6 separate regions of the Mus musculus genome follow, and regions 2, 3, 4, 5 and 6 are each linked to region 1. Evidence: chromatin loops called from intact Hi-C (ENCODE). Cell type or tissue: heart. All regions are shown on one strand.

Evidence for each region. Hi-C counts contacts between places; a loop is a spot of excess contacts. Peaks named below come from ENCODE experiments on the same cell type or tissue, not always from the same donor. Only the 100,000 strongest peaks of a DNase experiment are listed, where the experiment ranks them.
Region 2: a loop joins it to region 1, with 2.4 times the contacts of the local background. A loop is called at or near these places in 3 of 42 quality-filtered maps.
Region 3: it touches region 1 in a loop (2.3-fold over the local background); 5 of 42 quality-filtered maps call a loop at or near these places.
Region 4: a loop joins it to region 1, with 3 times the contacts of the local background. A loop is called at or near these places in 24 of 42 quality-filtered maps.
Region 5: a loop joins it to region 1, with 2.6 times the contacts of the local background. A loop is called at or near these places in 6 of 42 quality-filtered maps.
Region 6: it touches region 1 in a loop (2.1-fold over the local background); 2 of 42 quality-filtered maps call a loop at or near these places.

What each region holds. Positions count from the first base shown.
Region 1 is chr5:96,207,758-96,211,757 of GRCm38, reverse strand. Mrpl1 (mitochondrial ribosomal protein L1) reads right to left here and starts at 1,643. Exons shown (of 9, transcript NM_053158.3): 1 at 1,565-1,643. The coding sequence starts at 1,595. In heart, no CTCF peak of the experiment used is centred here; DNase peaks (open chromatin) are centred at 1,657 and 2,077; H3K4me3 peaks cover 2,311 bases; H3K27ac peaks cover 1,886 bases.
Region 2 is chr5:96,100,442-96,104,441 of GRCm38, reverse strand. The region is part of intron 5 of Cnot6l (CCR4-NOT transcription complex, subunit 6-like); the gene reads left to right. Among named protein-coding and RNA genes, the nearest start is that of Gm52799, 59 kb to the left of the region's middle. In heart, no CTCF peak of the experiment used is centred here; no DNase peak of the experiment used is centred here.
Region 3 is chr5:96,070,736-96,074,735 of GRCm38, reverse strand. Cnot6l (CCR4-NOT transcription complex, subunit 6-like) reads left to right here. Exons shown (of 12, transcript NM_144910.2): 12 at 1-4,000. Among named protein-coding and RNA genes, the nearest start is that of Gm52799, 89 kb to the left of the region's middle. In heart, no CTCF peak of the experiment used is centred here; no DNase peak of the experiment used is centred here.
Region 4 is chr5:96,159,022-96,163,021 of GRCm38, reverse strand. Cnot6l (CCR4-NOT transcription complex, subunit 6-like) reads left to right here and starts at 1,032. Exons shown (of 12, transcript NM_144910.2): 1 at 1,032-1,085. Gm52799 reads right to left here and starts at 1,227. Exons shown (of 2, transcript XM_030254979.1): 1 at 1,131-1,227; 2 at 1-883. The coding sequence starts at 1,227. The coding sequence ends at 267. In heart, CTCF peaks have their summits at 2,312 and 3,978; DNase peaks (open chromatin) are centred at 441, 1,211 and 2,321; H3K4me3 peaks cover 3,282 bases; H3K27ac peaks cover 2,704 bases.
Region 5 is chr5:96,085,706-96,089,705 of GRCm38, reverse strand. It overlaps Cnot6l (CCR4-NOT transcription complex, subunit 6-like), which reads left to right. Exons shown (of 12, transcript NM_144910.2): 9 at 3,413-3,564. Among named protein-coding and RNA genes, the nearest start is that of Gm52799, 74 kb to the left of the region's middle. In heart, no CTCF peak of the experiment used is centred here; no DNase peak of the experiment used is centred here.
Region 6 is chr5:95,968,964-95,972,963 of GRCm38, reverse strand. No RefSeq gene overlaps it. Among named protein-coding and RNA genes, the nearest start is that of Cxcl13, 14 kb to the right of the region's middle. In heart, a CTCF peak has its summit at 1,910 (motif pointing right); no DNase peak of the experiment used is centred here; H3K27me3 peaks cover 1,398 bases.

The DNA.
Region 1 (4,000 bases):
TGCTTCAAAAACAATGGGATGGAAAAGTTATGAGAAATATCACACTACATGCATCCACACACATGTACACACATACCTTCCCGCATGCACATACAGTGAAAAGATGAATCTAAAATGGGTAGAGTATATTTGCAACATGTTCACTGGACAAACGAGTTGTATCTTGAGTGTGAAAGAGCAACACAATTGAAAAGTAAACAAGAAGGATAAAAAGACTTCAAACTAGAAAGGAAATGCCAATAGTGTGAAAGCTGTCCACTGAGTAGTATTACCTTATTAGTAAGCAAGGATACATCAATTTAAAACACATTATAGAATTCCATATTAGCACTACTTAAAGAGTGCTCAGTAGACCTATTATAATCTGCAACCACAAAAAGGTTACACTAGCATGTGAAACAAAGCACTAAATTATACTGTTCAATGCAACAGGCAATACTTTTAATAATGGGCATGCTGGAGATGCCTGTCCCAACACATGGGAGCCTAACCCTGTCTCAAATTGTTTTTGTTTTTTAGCAAAACTTAATCAAGAAAGCAGTGTCTACTTTTATTGTGGAGATGCAGTTTGTAAACTGGATGGTCTAAGTACCATTGTTTTACAAGCACTGGAATAAGGAAGGTTATGAAGCTTATGTTCCTGGCCAGTGGGGAGACAAGACACAATAAATAGAGGAAGGAGAAGGGCTGCAAGGTCAAAGAAGAGGGGGAGTTGATTGCATTTTAAAAGTAAAGATCAATTTCATATGAGAGGTGACGGAGCTCTTACTGTGCAAGCATGAGGGGTGAAATTCAGATTCCTGGCAGCCACATAAAAGCTGGGTAAACACAGTGCAACACCTCCCACCTCCAGGGGCTTCACTGGAGACAGTGGGATCCGCAAGCTCCAGGTCCAGTGACAAACTCTGCCTCTGGAAACAGCCTGGATACTGGCTGGCAGAAGAGAGCCTCCATGGGCACACATACATATGCACTCACACACATGTGAACATGTATACATAGACCAAGTACACATACACATGAAAAAGATCTTATAGTGTATATGGCACTGTGAATTCCTATTAGCCATGTCTAACGTGCTCAGACATGGCTATACAAAACACTACAGAATTAGTCTCCAAATGATAAACACGATAGCCTCTGTAAATTTACTAACTGGAATCGCCTTTATTCATAAACACGCCAAGGTTCAGATATTTACAGATGTAAATCACTTCATATACCACCTTTCCCTTCAGGGCTCGCTTATCAAACTGAACACGCCCGCTATCCCACACACACAACAGAATCTTGCCTTGTACTCCTCACCCCTGACTATAAGTACTGCCAATGTATTTCCGCTCCCATTTCATCCTCAAAATGACCTGCTCCAAGAGAGAACCCTTGCGTTAAGTGTCGCTTTTAAGCACTGATGACCCTCTGGGCTGTGGAGCCCAGAAGATCACGGAAGCATTTCGAGGACCGAGAAGCTGACCGGTGCCTACGAGATTCTGCCATGGATTCCGCTGCAACAGGAAACTTGGCTCTAGATTTACTTTCCACGCAAGAACACTGCTCCTCTTACCTCTACGGAGGCACCTTACGGCCGCCGCCATGTTGACTGTTCCGGATTGTGCTGACGAAGTGGGTCCCGGGTTTCAACTGCACGGAAATGCGAAAAAGGGTTCCGCGCGGAAGCTGGCAAAGGGGGAAGGAGTTGGTAGGAGCAGAAGAGCAGGGCGGGGACGACCTGGCTTCAGTGCCCTCGTGGCGAGGTTCCTGTCGGTTCCCTGTCTGAGACTGCCTTTCGTGGCTCGGGTTCAAAGGTTTATCAACCTTCGGGGCGGGGGTGGGGAATGGCTTTGTTGAAAACTCTGTAATTAATTATTCATTCCTTCTTATTTTTAATTTTGGACCCTGCAGATGTACTCCGAACGGTCATTTAAATAGAGGGAACCTGGTTCTCTGACTAAAGTCTTGAGAAAGCTGAAGTGTCCCCAGCTTCCTTCGCTATACTCTTGGCCTTCTTAAGATTCGGTTTTTCTTTAAATGAATATTGCTAGGCGACCGTGCGCGGAGCTAGCGTGTGCGCGCCTCTGAGTTCAATCTTCTTCATAGCAAAGAGAAAACAGAATCCATCAAACTTCGCCTCCACCCAAGGCGGGCCAGGAGGTCCCACTCTCTCACCCCCTTCCACCCCCCTTTGAGCAAACCTTAATCTTTCATCCGTCTGCTTTTTGGTTTCCGGCTGCTGGCAAGCTGTGCTGATCAGACCTAAGGAGCAGTACACTGCTTGGAGTTTTCGAAACACGTCTAGGGTTTTGTTTTGGTTTTTGGAGTTTGTCTGTTTTTGTTTTTGTTCTACGTAGCCAATTAGAGACCAGTGCACAGGTTATTCTGACCCCTTCCTACCCCCTACCCCCCCCCCCCCCAAAAAAAAAACATCCGTTATGTCTCAGCTGCCCGTGTGGTTTCTCTAAACCAAGTCTGGTCAGGAATTAATTCATAAGAATAAACTCCTCCAGTAATTGGCCATTTCCAAAGGCTCACTTACGGGCCTCTGCCTACCTCCTCAACCAACAACCTTCCTAACACACATGCGAGTGTACACATAACACACACACACAAAGAGAGGGAGGGAGGGAGGGATGAAGGGAGGGCAGAAGACACATTTCTCACCTCTGTGACATTTTTCCTCTCTGGCTTTTGTTTGAATTATTATGCAACACATTAACAGTATTTTTTCCCCTTAAGATTTAAATTCAGACTCTGCTCATTGTTGGCAGTCTCCTTTCATACTTCCAGGACTGAATTATGGCCACTTCTTCCTGGTTTTATGTAATAAACAGAATTAGTAATTTTTTTATTTATTTGAAACAATTCTGAGACCTATTATTCTATATAATACAATTTACCAACCTAAGTGTACAATTTAGTGGGGGGTTGAGCACACAGAGCTGTGCAGCTGTCACAATGTATCTCCCCATCTCTTTGAGCTCTTTGTGGGCAGCAATCATGTCGTTCATTTTTGTAACCTCAGCACATACTACACACAGCGTCAGACCGGAAGGAAGGTCTGCAGTAAACGTTGAAAAAAAAAAAAAAATGAATCCATGCTTATATGAATTAGTGACTTGATAAGAATTTCAAGCCTGCAAAACTTGGCTTCCTGAAGCTACTCACAGAAGATGGACCTCATCAAAGCTGGAATTTTCCAGAAGCTTTATTTTTATATTTATACCTAGTAGCCATCTAAATGAATAAGATTGTTACTTATAGACTGTTCTTGTTAACATGTAAGCAGTTACTTCAAAAGCTCTGCGACTGTTTAAAAAAAAGTAAAGAAAACCTTAGAACTTGACTCTACTTTGATAACTTTGTTTCTGCTTGTCCTCTTTTCCTTCTATGCTCTTTTCACACATACCTGAGCAACTACTAAGTACCAAACCTTGTGCTTAGATGCATAGATAAGAGGGAGCTGGAAAACTGGCAGTCACCTCATGATACTTAAAGTTAACTCCGTCTAAGAATATACACAAATTCTCCTGTTGCTGGCTCTTAGATTCATCTCCACAGCTGGAGTCAGTTGGTCCTCACCTGAAAATGCCTACCATGAGAACACAACCATCCAGTCAGAACTCACAAAATGTAATAAGCTTACAACAGTATTATTATTAAAACAATGTCCTGTATAAGTTCAATGTACCTTATTGCCTGCTTTGGTCACCAGAATCTGATGGCATTCAACCAGTAAGATCCAGAGTTCAGATATTTGCAGATAGATAGATGATATTCATTAGCTTAAGACTTTAGAAAAACTATAAATTAAAAGATACTCTGAAATAGGCACTCCATTATAATGATCATGACTTCATTATCATCGTGACTGGATTTAGAATTATGTAGGAGATTGAGGAATACCTCTGGGTATTTCGGTAATGATATTATTTCTAGAGAGAATTAATTAGTGGGGGAAACCCATCCTGAATGTGGGTAGCACTGTCCTGTGGGCTGTGAGCCC
Region 2 (4,000 bases), 110 kb after region 1:
AATTTTATTGTTTCATTGCTGGTTTTAAATGCTGCATGAGAAATCAAGTGTGGAGCAACTGATGTAACTCAGTAAAGAGGCTGCCTAGCATTCACAGAGCTCTGTGTTGATTCTAGTGCCACATAACCTGCATGTGGTGCCAGCACGTACTTGAAATCTCAGCACTTTGGAGGTAGACAGGGGATGATCAGAAGCCTAAAGTGGTCCTCAATTACGTTTGAAACCTAGCCTGAAATATATGGAAACAGAAGGAAACAATATTTCCTATTTAAAAAATTTTCATACAGTACATTTGGATCATATTCTTTCTTCTTACTCAACTCCTCCCAAATCCTTCCCACCCAAATACATACATGTCTTTTCTATCAAAAACAGAAACAATGAGAACAAACAAACAAACAAAAAATAATATAAAAAAATAAAGCCACGGGTCCTTCCATGTGTACTCTTTGGTTGGTGGTTTAGTCCCTGCGAGCTCTGCGGTATCTGGTTGGTTGATATTATTCTTTCTATAGGGTTGCATAGGAACCCTTCAGTCCTTTCTCTAACTCCTCTATTGGGGACCCCATGCTAAGTCCAATGGTTGGCTGCGAGCATCTGCCTCAGTATTTGTCAGGCTCTGGCAGAGCCTCTCAGGAGACAGCTATATCAGGCTCCTGTCAGCAAGCACTTGTTGGCATCCAAAGTACTGTCTGCATTTGGTGACTGTATATGGGATGGATTCCCAGGTGGGGCAGTCTCTGGATGGCCTTTCCTTCAGTCTCTGCTCTGCACTTTGTCCCCATATTTCCTTTAGACAGGAGTCCTCTGGGCTAAGAATTTAGGGGATGAGTGGGTAGTCCTATCCCCCAACCAGGAGCCTCTACAGGTTCTCCCTCCCCTTTGTTGGCTATTTCAGCTAATCTCATCCCTGTTGGGTTCTGAGAGCCTCTTGCTTTCTTGGCATCTGGGTCTTGCTTGTGGCTATCCCCAGTTCCTGTCCCCCATACCTACACACCTCTGTTCAAATTTCTGACCCTCCGTATATCATCCCTGTCTCCTCTCATACCTGATCCTGGCCCCCATTTTCTCCCTCTTCTTCCTCTCTTCCTCCCAAGTTCCTCCCACCCTCTACCTCCTGTGATTATTTTGTTCCCCCTTCTAAGAAAGACTGAAACATCCACATTTTGGTTTTCCTTCTTGAGCTTCAGATGGCCTGTGAATTCTATCTTGGGTATTCTGAGCTTTTGGGCTAATATCCACCTATCAGTGAGTGCATACCGTGTATGTTCTTTTGTGACTGGGTTACCTCACTTAGGATGATACCTTTTAGTTCCACCCATTTGCCTAAGAATTTCATGAAGTACCACATTTTCTGTATGCATTTGTCTGTTGAAGGACATCTGGGTTCTTTCCAGCTTCTGGCTATTATAAATAAGGTTGCTATGAACATAGTGGAGCATATGTCCTTCTTATATGTTGGAGCATCTTTTGAGTATATGCCCAAGAGTGGCATAGCTGAGTTCTCAGGTAGTACTATGTCCAATTTTCTGAGGAATGGCCACACTGATTTCCAGAGTGATTGTACCAGCTTGTAATCCCACCAACAATGGAGGAGTGTTCCTCTTTCTACACACCCTTGCCAGCATCTGCTGTCATCTGACTAAACCACCAACCAAAGAGTCCACATGGAGGGACCCATGGCTCCAGCTGCATATGTAGCAAAGGATGGCATTGTCTGGCATCAATAGGAGGAGAAGCCCTTGATCCTGTGAAGGCTTGATTCCCCAGTGTTGGGGAAGGCCAGGGCAGTGAGGTGAGAGTGGGTGGGTGGTACAGCACCCTTATAGAAGCAGGGAGAGGGGGTGGGGGAAGTGGAGGGGGGCAGGAGGGATCGGATCCAGAGGGGAAACCGGGAAAGGGGATAACATTTGAAATGTAAATATATAAAATATTTTTAAAAAAAGATTAAAAAATTATCCTTTCTGTGTTGGCCAGCAGATACTTCTGGGTATAGGGCCTGTTCAGGGATGTGGTTGAGTGAGAGACTTTGGAGCACTCAGCCCTGAAAAGGATGTCTTTATCAGATTTCTTCCCTTGAGACTCTTGGATCTATGCAGAAAAAGGTTTTAAGGACCAGAAACGGTAGATGACTCCAAAGGGGGAAAATGTGCCTATATATATATGGATTGTGGTTTGATGATAGAAGTATAAAAAGTCTTGAGATTAAAGACAGTAAAACTTCTCCCTTGATCTGATTATATTTGACTGTATGGGTAGTTTGTTTTTTATTAATTGATTTCAGATATCCTTTTCACAATGCTGTGATAGGAACTGGAGAAGTGATGCAGCCATTTAAAGCACTGGTTGATTTTTCTAGAAGACAGAGGTTTAATTTCCATACCTACATAGGTTTAATTTCCATACCTACATGGAAGCCTACAACCTTCTCTTCAGCTTGATTGTATTGTGGTTAGAGAATGTAGTCTTTTTATTAAAAAATTTAATACCTTATAAGCCAACATATTCTTAGTTTTTGTAGGTGTTAAGCATGCACTTCGGAAGAATAGACCTCTGCAGTTGTTGATGGCAGCATTCTATTATACCAGTTTACGTTTGTTGGTGACACTGTACTAGTGTGATTAATGTATATTTAATAATTTGGTTTTACTAATTGTTTAGAATTGCAAATGTACTTGTTTCTTATTATCTACCTCAGAAGTTTAATTATGTGTGCTAAGGATACATTTTTGTGTATTTCATTCTTTCCTAATCTTTTTTTGTATCTTTTTAACTTAGTGCTTCTTTCTTCTGTTTGGTTTATATTTTGTTACTTTTTGTAACTAAAGGTAGTAACTTAACTTATTAATGGAAATCTAGCCTCTTTTAACATAAATATGTGTGTGTTATGTTTTCTTTTGTTTTTTTGAGACAGGGTTTCTCCATATAGCCCTGGCTGTCCTGGAACTCACTCTGTAGAACAGGTTGTAATTGTGTTGTAGTTATGCAAGCTTTTTTTTTTTTTTTTTCTCTGTCAACTTTTGCTTCTCATGTTTTTTTGTTTTTGTTTTTGTTTTTTTTTTTTTTTTTTTTTCAAGATTTCTTTTGGTTTTTTGAGACAGGCTTTCTCTGTGTAGCCCTGGCTGTCCTGGAACTCACTCTGTAGACCAGGCTGGCCTTGAACTCAGAAATATGCCTGCCTCTGCCTCCCAAGTGCTGTGATTAAATGTGTGCGCCATCATGCCCAGCTCAAGATTTATTTTTATTTTGTGTATATGAAACTTTGCTTTCATGTATATATGTGTATCATGAGCATTCCTGATGACTGAGGAGGCTAGAATAGGGCACCTGATACCCTGAAACTAGAGTTAGAAAAGGTCATGAGCTGTTGTTTGGATTTTAGTGTACTAAATGATTTAACTGCTGAACTTTCTCTGCAGCCCCTGCTTCTGTTATTTTAAGCTGTTGATTGGCACATACATGTTTACGATTGTTATTGTTCTATTTTATTTTTTAATTTTGGAAACTACTTTACCACATATTAACGTAGCCATTCTTGGTTGTTGAAAAGTTATTTTCTAATTTTCTATATTGTTGTAATTGAAGGTATGTAGAATACTTGATTAATTTTTTTATTCACCTTACTAAGATTTTATTTTGACTTTTAATTTAACTAAAGTTTAGGTATTCTTACTGGTACCATAATAGTTTTTACAATTTTCTCCTTTGACCATCAAATACTATATAAGAACTGGGAGTGAAGTGGTAATGTTAATGCTCCTAGTTTTATCTTTTTTTTTTTTTTTTTTGATGCTTTAGATTTTCTTCTCTTATATTTTTCTTTTTGTTTGGACAGCTTCCTTTAGCACTGGCCATTATTTAAAGGTAGATCTATCTGTTAATGATCAGTCTTTTTGCTTTTTATGACATTCTGACTTTTATTTCCTCTTGATCCTCCTTTCTACTAATTTCAGCCACACAGTAGTTTGGAATATCTAGGATTACATGCATGCACCCATGG
Region 3 (4,000 bases), 140 kb after region 1:
AGTTAAATGTAGAGGGGGAAAATAAAAAAATGGGAAACATTGTAAACAGCTTAAGTTTATTTTGTGTATGATCGAGGCACTCTGTTGCAAGAAGGTGTGTAATTGGGTCTCTCTGCTTCCAAATGCACTCTTTCAAACCATTCATTATCCTGTGTATTTTAATGTGGTTTTCGTAAATGTTGGTAGTAGCTCTGTTGAAGTAGGTGATTGTGTTTTGTTTTGGGTGGCACACACCTAGGGCATGGTATCCCAAATTTCATGTGCACGGTTTCCCTTTAGCCTCTTGCCCAAATTTAACACACTGTTTCCCCTCGTTCCCTTTGTAAAAGGAGTGGTATCTTGTTTTGAGCTGCCAGTTCAGATGATCAGAAATGCTGCTGTCCTCAGCATTGTCTTGTTAAATGCATGCCATTTGGAACTTTGGCAGTGAGAAGCCCAAAGGACAAGGTGAATGACGTGATATATATTCGATAAAAGTGAAATATATATACTCATATACTTTCTAGTTCTCAGAATAAGTTAATAAGCTTTATGCCTTTGGGCTGCTGCATATTTTATCTGATAAGAGAAAATTTGGGCATTTTTAGATTGTGCTATGTATTTTTTTAAATGTTCAATATGATTTCTGGTAATTGTCTTAAGAACTGGAGTGTTAAGTTTATTAAAATGGTGTTGTTTGAAGAAGGGGAAACTGCACTGTTTGCCATTATAAAAGTAATACAAGTGCATGTCCCGTCACCCACTGTCAGGCATCAGTATCCTCATAGCTTTACACACTCTGATGGGGAATATTGCAGCATTCTCAGGACTGACATCTGGAAAAGGCTCAAATCACTTACTGCTCCTTGCTTGTTGACTTTGTTTTACAATATTGTGCCTGGTGTCAACTTTTAAGCAACAGCACTGCCTAAAAGCAAGCAGAGAACAGAATCCCAGCACCATTCTATAGGCAACTTTTTAGAATTCAGATACAGTAAATCTGTTCAAGATTTATGATGTTTTATGTAAAAAAAATTTTGTACTACATAGCTGAATATTTTTGTTTGATTTATTTGATGTAAGGCGTGTGAACATTCATTTGAATATCACATGTTAAAGTCAGGTATGGCACAATGGGCTCTGAGACCAGCTTCCCCCCGCACCCCCCCCCCATTTGCCTTGTTCTAATCTCTTTCTTTTCAAATTGCATTTCTGGTATTCATAAGCAGATATTTAATTTTACTAATAAGCATCCTGTGTGAATGTACTTTAAAAGCCACTATGTTTTAGTGTTATGGTTTGTAGAATTATGAAACTTACCTTCTCCCCCTCCTTTTTTTGTCTTAAAGTCATAAATCTCTGAGAAGGGAGAAAGTTAAAATCCAAGACTCATATCACTTGAATCTGTGGCAGATTATGTTAAAATTGAGGGTGTGGCAATTAAACCTAGAACATGGACAATATTGTGCTGTTTAAAAATTCTGTCTCCTGAGTATGTCTTGTCAATAGGTGAAATTTTAAGTCTGTATTGTACTTCCAAGAATTAGTAAAACTCGCAAATACCACCTGTATACTCAATAGCGAATAGCAAAGGGAAGGGGAGCACACAGGAGTGGTAGGTCAGGTATGCGCCTGGAAGGGGTTAGAGAGCGCCATCTCTAACACAGGCTACATTCCCCAGTGGTAAAATTTGATGTTGGCTTAATACCGATTTAAAATTTCATCTTTTATATTCTTGTGTTTTTTGAAATATTTTAATAGTTTTGCAAAGTATACTAACTGGTTCGTAGCTTCAGTCACAGAAAACAAATTGTATTTCAGTAATGGTCCTGTAGCAAGCAAGAATTCTTTGTTACATGTTCTAAGTAACAAACATTTTGACTGAAAAGTGAGCTGTTGTGTTTGTAAGGTTTTCTTCTTCTCTCCACCCATAAAACCCAAAGTAACACCTTTCTAATGTGTTAAAAATTTGTTTACCGACTTTTATTTGGTTTGTATCCTATTTGTATGACTTTTGCGTATTAGAAGTAGATAGATTAGGTAGAGACATTAGACTTATTTTTCTAAATCAGGAACTTAAACTGAAGTTTTGAATTTGTAGACAGAGGACATTTATGCTTATGATTGTTCTGGAAGATTTTAATTTCTGTAAATGCACCATGATCCCCAAATTTAAAATTCAAACACAAGTAAATGATAGTACATCTTTAACCTGCTTATTTACCAAAGTTTAAGAATAGGGTGCCAAGAGCATCTTTCATAATTGTCACCTGAATGCTTAAAACGATAAAAGAAAACCCTTATGTGTTCTGAGCAAGAGCCACAGAAAGAAAACTAGGAAGGGAAGCAGAAGGGTGGGAGCCTGCTCAGGAAGAGGATACGGAAGAGCATGTATGCTTGTTCTGACCAAAGGCATTCGTGTCGACGTCTCAGGTAAAAGGCCTGGAGGAAGAAGCAGATTCCAGGGGAAGTTTTATTAACCCAGTAATTTTGGCATAAGTTTGGTTAACTTGATTTATTCTAGATTTGATTTACTTTTGGATCCAAAGGACAGACTGAAAGTACTCTTTATTTAGTAAGATAAGCTAATTTTCAAAGGATATGAATTAAGGGCGTGCCTATTAAATGTTGACTTTTATGGTGCAGCCTATAAAACAGATAGCACTGAACTGAAATTAGAAGTGTGCCATCAGAAGCCATGACGCCTGGAGCGGTGGCATGATGCACCTTTCAGGATGACATGTGTTCCTGGTTATTTTCTTCAGCGGGATCCCTGCATTTGTTTGTTTTCCGTTTATCTGTCCCTTGGAAAATCATGGTAGCATCCCTCTGGAAGGTGACCCTTGCTCACGATTTCAGAGGACTCACATATTTTCTTAGCTATTATTGTTCTGTGTACCACGTTGTTTAATTTGTGTGTGTAGTTACTTGAACTCAGACTATAGGCTCAATACTGGTGTGCCAAACAATGGCTCTGCTTCTTATGGTACAGACTTAGTGTCCTGCTTACTGTTTCAACTTTAATGCGGTAAGTGTTGCAGTGTGTGGGTTGCTCTTTATTCAGAAACTACTGTCCTTTCTCTGTGCTTAACTTGCTAAAAGTAAATTCCCTTACCTGTGTAATTCCTGAGCGGTGCTCTGCTGACCTTTGAGAGAGGAGGGGTTTGGATGGCTGTTACTACACACTGGATCTGGAATTGTTCAGTGTTGTGAGTGGCAGATTTCTTAAACACCAGCAGCACTGAGAAGTGCACTACGGGCATTTGTAAAGTTAGTTGTCCAAATGCAAGCAGTACTTTCATCCAAAAGAAGCTGAGGTGTGTTGGGTTCAATAGGAGTACTTTGAGTATCTCAAGGAGGACAAATGATTAACTCTGTTGTATCTGAAGTGGGGTAGCCCTTTCTCCACCCCCCTTGTGTTTTTGTTTTCTAAAGATAAAATATACCCTTTTGCTTTCTTTGAAAAGGCCAGGATGTTTGATTATATTGACCAGAGATTAAATCGTATCTAGTTTTCAACTATATAAGTGCCAAGTAATTGTCCATGGACTTTTTAACCATTTGATTAGGGAAGAGATTATTTATTTTTGTTTCCTGGCATTAAGATGATTAATTTATTGTTTTGCGTACACTTGAGTCATTCTGTGGCCTATATAGTGTTTTTGTAACTAACTATACAAAAAGCAAAGCACATGACCCTAAGACTAAGCAAGATGTTTCAGTAGTTCTCTCCGTGAATACTTGATCATTTCTATTAATACTGTTCTAAGCAGATTCTACTGTTTTAGGTTGTGTATTTATTTTTCCCCCTAAGAAAAAGCCAAGCACTAAATCAACTTGTGTTCTGATAATCACTTACAATCTTAAGCTTTCCTTTCTTCTTTTCTTAGGTGATTTAATGAAGTGCCATGTAATTGTAGCTTACTAATTAATGTTTGATAGACTGGTTCTGTGATATTCTAAACATTTAACTCTTTCTTGTCATCTCTGGAGAAGATGGTTCTATTCTCATTCTCTCTGA
Region 4 (4,000 bases), 49 kb after region 1:
GCAATTTACACATGCTGTTTTTAAAAAGAAGAAGAAGAAGTCAAGAAACCCACTGAGGACGTCAGAAAACATTTCCTTGGGTCGTTCCACCTCACCTGAGGTCTCCTTAATTAACCACCCAGAATGCCCTGAGCTCTGCTGTGGGCCTGCGTGGGCCAGCGTCAGGAAACAGTGCAAGCACCCGCGTGTCCCTTCCCCATCCCCAGCATCAGCACCTAGGTTCTGCTAATCGTACGAGTCTTCTCGGCTTCTACCCTCCACTCAATCTAATAAAGCAGTTTTTTTTTTTTTCCCAAAACACCAGCGAGGGCGACGGTAAGAAGCGAGCCAGGCGCTTGGCCGTCCCGCGCGCACGCGCAACTCCCGAAGCGCGGCGCGCCGGGGCCCCGCCCCCTTCCCCTCACCCCACCCCTCGGCGCCGGGGAGTGACTGACTCCCGCCAGCCCCTCCACGTCAATCAACTCTCCTCCTCCTCCTCCTCGCACTCTCTGCACCTTGTTATTAATCTCTAAAGCGATAGCGCCTGGACTTCTCTCCCCGGCCCTCGGGGTTGTGAGCGTGTGTGAATTAGAGCGAAGGCATCGAAAGCTCGCGTCTCTCTCTCTCTCTTCTCCCTCTCTTTTTCTCTCTCCTCGGCCCCGGCCTCGGCAGCGACCCGGCTCGGCATCGACCCCCGCGGCGGCGGCAGCCTCAGCGCCAGGAGGCCAAGGCCAAGGGCGGGCTCCGCGAGGCTTTCGCAGCGGCGTCTCCGGCGACCGCGGGCCCTCTCCTACGCGCCCCGGTCGCCCCGGTCCTGCGCGGCGCGGCCCGCGTCCCCCCTCCCCGCCCCCCGATCCGTCTGCTCTGCGCTCCCTTCGGCCGCCCTCCGCCGCCTCGGTGGTTCCTCAGGCGGCCCGGCCCGGCCCGCCCGCCCCGCGTCCCCTCCGGCCGGTGCCTCTCCCCCCGGCGGGCTGCCTGCATGTCTTTACTGCCCTCAGCCCCGCCGCCACCGCCGCCGCCGCCTCCCCCGCCGCCGCAGCCCCAGCAGCAGCCGCCCCGCCGCCGCCGCCGTCGCCGCCGTCCGGACCCTGGCGCGCTGAATGCAGGTGAGGAGGGGGCGCGGGCCTCGACTCCCGGCCCTGCGCGCTCGCCTTCCGGGGCCCGGCCTCCCGCCGCCGCCGCGGCCCCTCGGGGTGAGCGGGCGGGCGTGGGTGTTTGTGTTTGCGTCTGAGGTCTGGAGGGGAGCATCTGTGGGGCCCTGGTGCGCGCGCGCGTGTTTGTGTGTGTGTGTTTCCCCAGCCGCGGGGAAATGGCTGCTGGTGCTCGTTCAGGGCCCGCGGAGGAGAATGAGGTAGAGTGTTTCCGTGCCTCGGAGTCGGACCGGGAGTGGAGCGAGGGGGAGCGCGTCTCCCCGGGGAAGTGAGGTGGGCGAGGGACGAACGTGTGTGGGTGTGTGAGTTGGGACTTTGGCGGGCGGGAGGCGGCCCCGCGGCGAGTGGGTGTGCGTGTGTGTCGCGTGTGTGTGTGTCTGCGTGTGTGTGTGTCGGGCGGCGGGAGCCGGCCCGCGTCGCCTCAGGGGGCGCGGGTTCCAGGCCGTGTGCGTGTGGGGAGGGGGACGGAGTCGGGGACCCCAGAGCGTCGAGGTCCTTCCGCTTCGAGGCCGGGGCTCAGAGCCTCACAGGTGAGAACGGCTCGGCGGGAACCCACGCCGTGGACGCGGGAGGCAGTGCGGCCCCCACGGCGGCGGGCGGCGGGCAGCGGGGGCTCGGGCCGCGGTTCCCGAGGCCGGGGCCGCGGCAGGAAGCGCGCCGGCCTGCAGCGCGGCCTAACCGTCTTCGCGCCCGGTGGCCTCCCCAGACGCTCCTGGGACTCCGTCCTCGCGCGGGCCCCGGGCGCTGCCCCGGGCCTGGCCAGGTGAGGGTCGGGGGCGGGACACGCGGATCGTGGTCGCCTGTGCCGCCTCCGCGTCTCCCAAGGGGAGAGGAAGGCATATTTTGGCGTTCTAACTGCAGGCCTTCCCAGGCTGGCGTGGGGAACCCGAGGGAAAGTGAATCAAAACAGGAAATCTCGGAATTCGTGGGGTTCGGATCTCCTCTTTCCGTCCGTCCTTTAAGGCTGTGCGAGCAGAGGCTTGAGTAAATACGTTCTTTGTTGTTGCAGTTGTTGCAGCGGATACTTTATCGTTGGTTAGATTTTTCACTTCCCTGGAAATCACTCTGGAAAGGCAGAGAGGAAGAAAGGGAAACTGGCCTTGTTGGCCTGTGGTGTTGGTGGGATTGGATCAATTTTGTGAATTTGAAATGGCTTATATCCTGCCTCCTAGAGGGAAAGGCGTGGACACAGAACTGAGGAGGTCAGTGAGGAAGAGGAAGTTCCCGGAGCTGTCATCTTAACCCTACCGGCGGCTTATTTAGCTTAGACTGTTTAGGCGGATTGTGTTCAGGAGTTTAGCTGAGCTGTTTGTACACAGTGAAGGCACGCTACAGCAGTTTTAGATGCTATCTTACTGATTCTCGTTATCTTAATTCTCCATGGAGATAGTCATGTGCAACCAAACGTGTTTTTCCTTAAGTCTCCCAAACCTAGATCATCAGCCTCTATGGTCAATTTATTGTGTGCTCCTGGAAAGCTATCTCAAAACAAAAAGCGGAAATAAAGGTAAATCTGCCACTGAGTGAATAGGGCATTTCAGAACTGTATGTAAACGGTATTTTAGTTGCCGACTAACCTCACTTTTTATATTTGGGTCTAGTTAGACCACACAGCTAGACCTTGACTGTGGGTGGAGTCACACAATACTGTATCATTTGAAGCTTTTAGGTCGTGGTCACTGTAATGACCAGAGATTGCTCTTTTCTGAACCTAGGCTCACAGAGAAACAGTATGTTCTTCAATGGGAGGGTGGGGGTGGGGAGAGGAGAAGTAAAAAGCTGTTTCTATCAACATTACTCGAGGAACAGCCGAAGTGTGGAGTTTAATAGGAAAAGGGTCTTAACTTTTACAGACTAGTTAGAACCATGGCCATGTCATTAATACTTATTGTCATGTTCTCTTGATGTCTAGGATTTGTGTATCTGTTTTCTTGTATCAGGAAGATGATACTCTTTCAGTAAGGTTGTGAGAGGCCATTGAGAAAACATGTTTGGCATATAGTAGATGCGATCTTTTACTACTGCCTGCTACTGCTCTGATTATAAGTATCGAAAAGTTTTTAAGTACAAATACTCATTAATTACCTGTAGCAATATTGCTTAATTGTGAGTTAGGGGGTCGAGAAAATACAGCTGGGGATGTAGCTTTGTGTACAAATATGTGGGCCCTGGGTTTGGGTCCCAGCAATGAGGAGAAAAAGTATTTCAGAGGCCTTTAATATACATAAAGTCTGTGTAAGCATATGAGATGTCCTTTTTTTTTTTCTAGACGTAAAATTGTCAATGTAGCCTTGCATGTTAGTTTATAGAAAATAGCCAAACTTGCTATATTTATTATTTTTGATTAGTTTTAGTTTCATTACTTTTTAATGAATTTAAAAACATAGTCCCTGGGAGAGGATCCTAAGTTCTGTAAGTTGATTACAATCAAACATCAGAATAGATGAAAGAAGTAGATTTTATATACAGCCACAAACAATAAATGTTACAAAACTGTTACATAATTCTTTTAGTTCAGGTTGACAGATTCTTGTAAATAAAACCTTTGGGAGCATCTTTCTGAGTTTTTCTACCATCCTGTAATAATCTGCTGTTTCTATTTTGTATAGAGTGGGTAGTAAATGTGCTATTTATTGAGTTTTAATTTTTTTAAATTTAAATTTATGTTTTTGGAAAACCATAATGGTGAGGGGTGTAAAGTAAAACCAGTGGAAAGGTTAGAAGAATTATACTTTTTAAAATTAAGTGTTTGTTTTTGAGAGTCTTGTCTTGTAGAGCAGGTTTACCAAAAACTTACAATCCTCTCGCCTTAGCCCCCTTATGGCAATTAGAGGCATTTGCATTTCACTTGGTTCTAATTTAAGAGGTTT
Region 5 (4,000 bases), 120 kb after region 1:
GTGAAAGAATGGAGTAATTTGGGGGGGGTAAAAGCTAGGATATATATTAAAGACATATAAAGAATTAGAGTACAGTAAAAGATTCTAGTGATTTCTTTTTAAGATGGGAGGGGGTCACTGATTGTTGAACTTAAGACTTCAAGCAGGCACTCTGCCACTGAGCCACACTGTAACCTGCCAAGATTTAATGTGGCAGTCTCATCAGGACCTTTTATTTTAGGTATCATAAGCATCATTTGTTCTTAGTTAAAGGTACTGCAAAATTATATTTTGATCTAATGCCAGAAATGAGTTTTGCTTTGTCTTTTATGTCAAATATGATCTACAGTAGGTAAACATAATACACATACATGCATTTTTTTTTTATATGTAGTGTGTATAGAGAACTGCATTAAAGACGGATTTTTGTCTAGACAGGGTAGGAGAGGAAGAGAATACGGAAGAGGAGGGGGCAGAGGAGGAGAGGGGGAGGGTAAAGCACAGGTGGGACAACAGCTTGGTGTCTTTAGACGCCTCACTGTCATCACATAGTTTTAAAATATATTATTTCAAAGAAAAGTTTCTATGAACATTGCTAATAAATGATAAATTGAAGGCATTTTTCCCGAATGAGGTAACCTTTAGATTTATTGTGTTAGTTATTCACAGTTGCTGCTCAGTGTTGTCTCTCTAGCTTTAAGTGCAATCACATGGCAACATTCTAGAATTCATCCAAAATTAATTCTAGACTGCACACTGTTAAGAAGTTGTTGCTTCTTTGTTTGAAAGCTTATTTTGGACATGTTCTCCTACACAAGAGATTCTTCATAATCTTTCTCAAATATATGATTTTTTGTGCTGTTGTTATAGTTTTGGTTTTGTAGTCATATCAGTCTTGATTATGTTCTTTATATACTCACTTGAGCTCCTGCTCAAATTTTTCAAAAAGGTGAACATACAGAAAAAAACCACAGAACTAAATATGATAAAATAGCTTTAGGAATGCTGCTTACAAAGCAGAGTACACTAATCAGAATAGAATCATCAGGTGAATCTGAAAAACAAGGCAAACTTAACACTTTACATATTACCAAAGATTGCTAGCTAAAATTAATAACTGGAAAGTAACTATAAACCAATGCATGCTAGTAAAAGAAAAATTCCAGTACAGTAGAGGAATTTTAAAATTTCCTGTATGGCTCTCTCTGCAACAGAAAGTAGAAGCCACATGGAACATATTTTGTGTATGGTAGTTGGAGAAGATGTGACTGTCTTAAGTTAGTGTTGGTAGAATGTAAATATTTTTATTTATTTATTTATTTAAAAACTGAGTTTCACTATGTGGCATTGGCTAGCCTGGAACTGGCTGTGTAGACCAGGCTAGCTTTGAACTTAGATCTACTTGTTTCTGCCTCCCAAGAACTAGATTAAAGACATGTGCCACTACACATGTCTTTATTTTTATTTATGTGTATGTCATGTATATGTGGGTGTCCATGGAGACCAGAGGAGAGTGTCAGGTCCTATGGAGCTAGAGTTACAGTTGGTTGTGTCATTGCCTGTTATGCATGCTGGGAACCAAAGTCTGTCCATTTGAAATTGCAGCAAGTGCTCTTTACTTATAATCCCTGTTTATTTTATCTCCAGTACCATTTCATACTCTGCCATATTCTCATTCATTTTCTCTCTCTCTCTCTCTCTCTCTCTCTCTCTCTCTCTCTCTCTCTCTCTCTCTCTGTCATTTATCTGGTTTTGTTTGTTTGTTTGTTTAGAAAGCTATTTGCTGTTTTTGGGATTTCCTCCCACTTTTACCTGAAATGCTCTTAACTTCAGTCTTCACAATGATGGCTTTTTCAGCTTAAGGACCACCTCTTTACGGGAACAGGGTGAAAACTGCTTTTTTTTTAAAGAACTCTGGGTTTGAAATAGGCCACGTGACCAGACACATTACACTTTATGTATTCTGAGCACATCTGAGACATTCAGAATTGGAATAAGAAGCTGATAGGAAGAATATTATTTTAGCTAGCATGGTATATTACAGCATTGCAAGCTTTATAGTTAATAATTTTTGAAGGGTTGTATGTGGTTTAATTTTCAGCTCTAGAAATGATTATAAAGTGGTAGGTAGATTGTTATGAAAGCAAAACATGTCTTTGAAAGTCTAGTGAAAATTAGTATGTTAAGCCATGTCTGTTAGAGCATGTTCTAATCTCATTTCTAAGGATCAAAGGCAGGAAGAGAGAGTTAGCTGCAAGTTCAAGTTCAGGGGCTCTGGCTTACCCCAAAGAACTATTTTGGTTCTCTAGATATTTTAAAAAGTTAATAAAATTGGGTAACTGATGTTAAATAGTATCTTACTTTTGGCCTCTAACACTCTAAGACCATGATCAAAAGCAACTTGGAGGAAAGGTTTAATTCATCTTAAACTTTAGAAGTAATACTTACTTGATCATTAAGGGAAGTCAGGGCAGGAAACTGGAGGCAGGAACTGAAGCAGAGGCCATGGAGGAATGCTGCTTACTGGTGTTTTCCATCTATGCTTACCAAGTCTACTTGGTTGTACCAGCACCACCTGCCCAGGAGTGAACTGTGCCTTCTCATATTAACTTGCCTAGAGGCCGTCTGATAGAGGCTTTTTTTTTTTCCTCAGATAAGTCTTGCTTGTGTCAAGCTGACAGAACAACCAGTACAGGCAACTTGACCAAGTTCACAGTTATTAAATGTTAGCATTAGATGAATTTGTATTATATTCTACAATTCTACTATAACTTGCCATCATCACAGAGATCCATTTTTTTTTTTACAATATAATTTATTTCTCTGAACACTTATACCTAATTAGTCTTTCTGTAAAAACTAGTCAAGGATGTGATCATTTTTAGCTGGGAAAAAGATCATATTCCTGTATTTTCTTGACTGTTACCTTGATATGGTATTTAAAAATTGGCAAGTAGACTTTATTCTTTCTCTTTTAAACTGTTCATTTAAGATTGTATGTACCTTTAAATGTCAGGAAAATCTGAACAGTAGCTTAAGTACATGAGTTTTGTACACACAAGAAGCAGTTTAGAGAGAACTGGCTCAGCTGCTTCCTCATTCTCAGAAGATTGGCTTGTACCCTTCTGCTTAGTTCACATTTAGTATTAGTCCTTTAGATAGTAAATTTCCCCTACTAGGAAGCTAGTAGGGGAAAAGACATAAAAGGATGAAGAGGATATATATTTTACCTTTGTTAGATGGGCCTTCATAAATTGTTTATAGAAACCATATTTCTTATTTCTCACTGGCCAGAATTATATAATGTGAGCATCTGTAGCTATAGATGTGACTATAGATTATCAATAGTGTTTATACTCATGCCCCCTCTACTTTCAATGTGTTAGCCTGACAGTATAACTACCCAAGTTATCTGAATATATGTGCCTTTTAGATTTACATTGGTGCAGAAGCATACAGTGGAATTCAACCAGGTAGCAATGGCAAATTCAGATGGATCCGAAGCAATGCTAAACAGAGTAATGACGAAAGATAACATTGGCGTTGCTGTGGTGTTAGAGGTCCACAAGGAGCTTTTTGGAACAGGTGAGTGCCATCTACATAGATTTCCTAAGGGAAGACAATCTTATTATTACAAGATTATTTCTTTATCTTGAGAACTATTAAGGAGATGGAAAAGAAAATAGCATTAATTATGTAAAGTATTACACATTTCTTGTGAATTCTTGATTTATTCTATAGTTTTTGTCAGCATTTTTACTTAACAGGTAATTTCTGCCCCTTTAACACACCATTCATTGAGAAAATTCTTTGAAATAGGGTATGGCTTGGTTAGGCTGAATTAGAAGTTATACTTAGCCCTCTCTTGTAGTTTGAGCTTCACACGTGTGTACCCTTTATTTTTTAAGGTTAAATAGTTGGCATGCTTTCTTTAATTTCTTTGTTACATCTCAAGTCTTTGTCAGGGTGAGAACAATATCTTTTATCTATGTGATACTTTTCAGAGTTTTTAGATTATTTA
Region 6 (4,000 bases), 240 kb after region 1:
GAGAGTATATGTGTGTGTTTGACTCTGTGTGAGTGTGTGTGAACATGTGAGTATGTGTGAGAGAGTATGAGTGTGTTTGACTGTGTGTGTGAGTGTATGTAAATGTGTGTGTATGTGTGTGTGAGCGTGTGTGTGTGTGTGTGTGTGTGTGTGTGAGAGAGAGAGAGAGAGAGAGAGAGAGAGAGAGAGAAGAGAGAGAGAGAGAGATGATTCAGACTAGAAGCCAGGAACAGCACCTGCCATTTGATACAGAAATGCTTTAGAAATGCTAATTTTATGACTGAATAATAGGTCTCTGTTAACTTGAACTTTTGGCAATTATTCCCCACCTAATTTTAGAGGAAGCACAAAAAGCAATCTGTTTTTAGCTTGACACCTGGCAGTGGATGATGAACTGGGCAGTCTCCTTAGAGGAAAGAATTAAGTGGCAGCTGAAGGCCCATCGACATATTTTCTTCACCCTATTCATCTCTTCTGGGAGCCTGGCTTTGGGCTCCATTCTCCCTGGGCTGGTGAGCTGGAAGCTCACACAGTTGCATCATGTACCACTGGATGCCAGTAGAGGACTGTAGACTGAGCTCAGCACAGCCTGTGACATTTCTAGAGGACCAATGGAGTCCCTGTAATGTCCATGTCCCAGCAACGACTGCACATTACAAGCAGCTGACCTGAAGATGGTTTAATTCCCCGTGAGATTGATGTTCTGTTCATCTGAAATGTACTAGTTATGAGACTTATATTGTAGCCAGCCTGGCAGAAATAGAGACATTCTAAAGAGACACTTGTGTCCCCTAATTTAACTATCAAAGTGTTGAAACAACAGTCTCCAAAGAAATGGTACTTTCCACAGAAGTCTCATGCCATGAGCCAGCCAGAGGCGGCTCGGTGACTTTCACAGAGAGACTGTCCATGGTCCTAAGAACTCCTCAGAACACCTCACAGGATGAGATGGGAGCACACCCAGACAATGATGGCTCAGTGGGGTGTGTGTGTGTGTGTGAGGGGATCATATCTTGAGGTGAATGGCTTAGATACACATGTCCTTGGCTCTCTCTAAATTTTGATATCACTGCAGGACTCCGCAGATGAATTTGAGGGGATCACTGGATCTCTTTGTTCTATTTGGCCACATTGGATAAGTTTCTCCTTTCTGGTTTTCACTATACATTTGGCTCCTTTCTCTAGCCTTTTGAGAATAGATGGCTGGACCTGACTTGGGGGCACAGGTTATGACCCCTAGGTCTGATAACAACATGATTTCACTATATTGGATTTAGTCATAGAAATAACAGGACCAAATCTTTTAAAATTTATTTTACATTTATTTATTTTGTGTATGTGTGTGGCTGTGCTTGTGTCCTGACATAGAGCATGAAGAACTGAGGACTTGGTTGTTTCCTTCTACCACGTGGGCCCCAGGGACTGCACTCAGATTGTCAGGCTTGGCCAATAGTTGTCTTTCCCTGCTAAGCCACCTCTGCAGCCCTCAGGACCAAACCTTGATTCAGCTTCTCCTATCTATCCGTTCTTCATCTGGCTGCAAGGCTTAACTGGAGGGTTTAGATTGGTCCTTGGAACTGCTTGCACATGGTGGTTTGCAGTGAGGAGGATGGAAGACCTTTCAAAGAGAAATTACAGGATCGAAAACACCTCCGCGTCCATGCATAGAAGCTGTCAGGGAAACTGAACTAAACTAAACCATCAGGGAAACTGAAGCTGCACTGCCTGATTCAGGGTTAGCGACCAAACTCAAATGCTGTTTAGTGAGAAACCTTGTCTGTAAGCAAGAACCCGGAACTTCCGAATTTGGCCATTCACAGAAAGGACTTACTTGTCTGTAATCCTAGAGAAACATATTGAAGGATTTGATTAAATGGAAGAACAAGAATGTGTTCTTAGCCTAATGCTACCTCCAAATATTTCCTCAATTGGCCACGAGAGGGCGGTAAAGAACCTCTTTGTAGTCACAGCCTTTGTAGTTTATCTAAACTCTTTCTACAGGTGAGAAGGAGTTGACATCTGGATTAGTGGGGGTGGGGGTGGGGGTGGGGTGGGAGCAGGTTTGTATTGGGGAAGAACGGAAGGGTCTGGAGCCCAGACCATGTGTCAGGAAGAGCTGGAGTCTCCGTGGGGACAACATTATTAGATGATCAGAAAACATCCTGTCCAAGAGATCATTTGGGATCCTCACTCTTCCTTAGTGGGACATGTGACAATGATAGTCTGTGAGTGACACAATTATCAAAGATGATAACAAACTGGGCAGTAGTGGCGCACACTTTTAATCCCAGCACTTGGGAGGCAGTGTCAGATGGATTTCTGATTTCGAGGCCAGCCTGGTCTACAGAGTGAGTTCCAGGGCAGCCAGGGCTACACAGAGAGACCCTGTCTAGAAAATAAATAAAATAAAATAAAATAAAATAAAATAAAATAAAATAAAATACGATTGCAAATTGAGACATGAGTAAAAGCACTTATCACATAGTCCTGAATACCCAAGTTTGATCTCTTGATCCCACAGTGGAAGAAGAGCAAGGACTCCTGAAAGTTGTCTTCTGACTCCCACTTGGGTATTCATGCCCACTACCACATTAATAACATAAGATACTATTTAAAAAATGGAGACAGGTACTATTTGGCTATTAAAAAGAATGAATTTATGAAATTCCTAGGCAAATGGATGGACCTGGAGGGCATCATCCTGAGTGAGGTAACTCTATCACAAAAGAACTCACATGATATGTACTCACTGGTAAGTGGATATTAGACCAGAAACTTAGAATACCCAAGATACAAAATACAATTTGCAAAACACAGGAAACTCAAGAAGAACAAAGACCAAAAAAGTGTGGACACTTTGCCCCTTCTTAGAATTGGGAACAAAACACCCATGGAAGGAGTTACAGAGACAGTTTGGAGCTGAGATGAAAGAGTGGACCATCTAGAGACTGCCACATCCGGGGATCCATCCTATAATCAGCCTCCAAACGCTGACACCATTGCATACACCCACAAGATTTTGCTGAAAGGGCCCTGATATAGCTGTCTCTTGTGAGGCTATGCTGGTGCCTGGAAAACACAGAAGTAGATGCTCACAGTCAGCTATTGGATGGAACACAGGGCCCCCAATGGAGGAGCCAGAGAAAGTACCCAGGCCAGTACTCCCAGAGCTCGTGTCTCTAGCTGCATATGTATCAGAAGATGGCCTAGTCGGCCATCATTAGGAAGAGAGGCCCCTTGGTCTTGCAAACTTTATATGGCTCAGTACAGGGGAACGCCAGGGCCAAGAAGTAGGAGTGGGTGGGTAGGGGAGTGGTGGGGGGGAGGGTATGGGGGACTTTTGGGATGGCATTTGAAATATAAATGAAGAAAATACCTAATTAAAAAAACACCATGGGAAGGGGAAAAAATGGAGACAGTTGGGGCTGGTGAGATGGCTCAGTGCGGTTGGGAGTGCTGACTGCTCTTCTGAAGGTCCTGAGTTCAAGTCCCAGAAACCATGTGGTGGCTCACAGCCATCCATGGTAAGATCTGATACCCTCTTCTGATGTGTCTGAAGTAAGCTATGGTGTACTGACATATAACAATAAATAAATCTTAAAAAAAATTGAGACAGGTGTATGTACTTGGGCAGTTATTCACCCGGGATTCAGAGTCACAAATGAGATCCTGTGTTTGGAGGATGCCTGCTAAGATTCAGATAACATGGCAGATAATCACTGTCTCTGTGGCTCTGGGGACATTCCTTAATCTCTGTGAACCTCTGTTTTTCCAGGGGATCATTTCTGGGTATTTGGTCAATGATGTTTTGGAGTGAATGGATAGAAGATGAGAGGAAAGAGGAACTAAGGAATGTATTCCTTACTGCCCTGTTGACGTGTAATTCTGCTCATGGATGCAGATATCCATGCTAGGGTTAGCCATCAGTGATTGTATTTCTGTTAGGCAATCAAGCCTCAAACAGCTTAGTTAAAATCCTTCTTTCTTGCTCCTTTAGGCC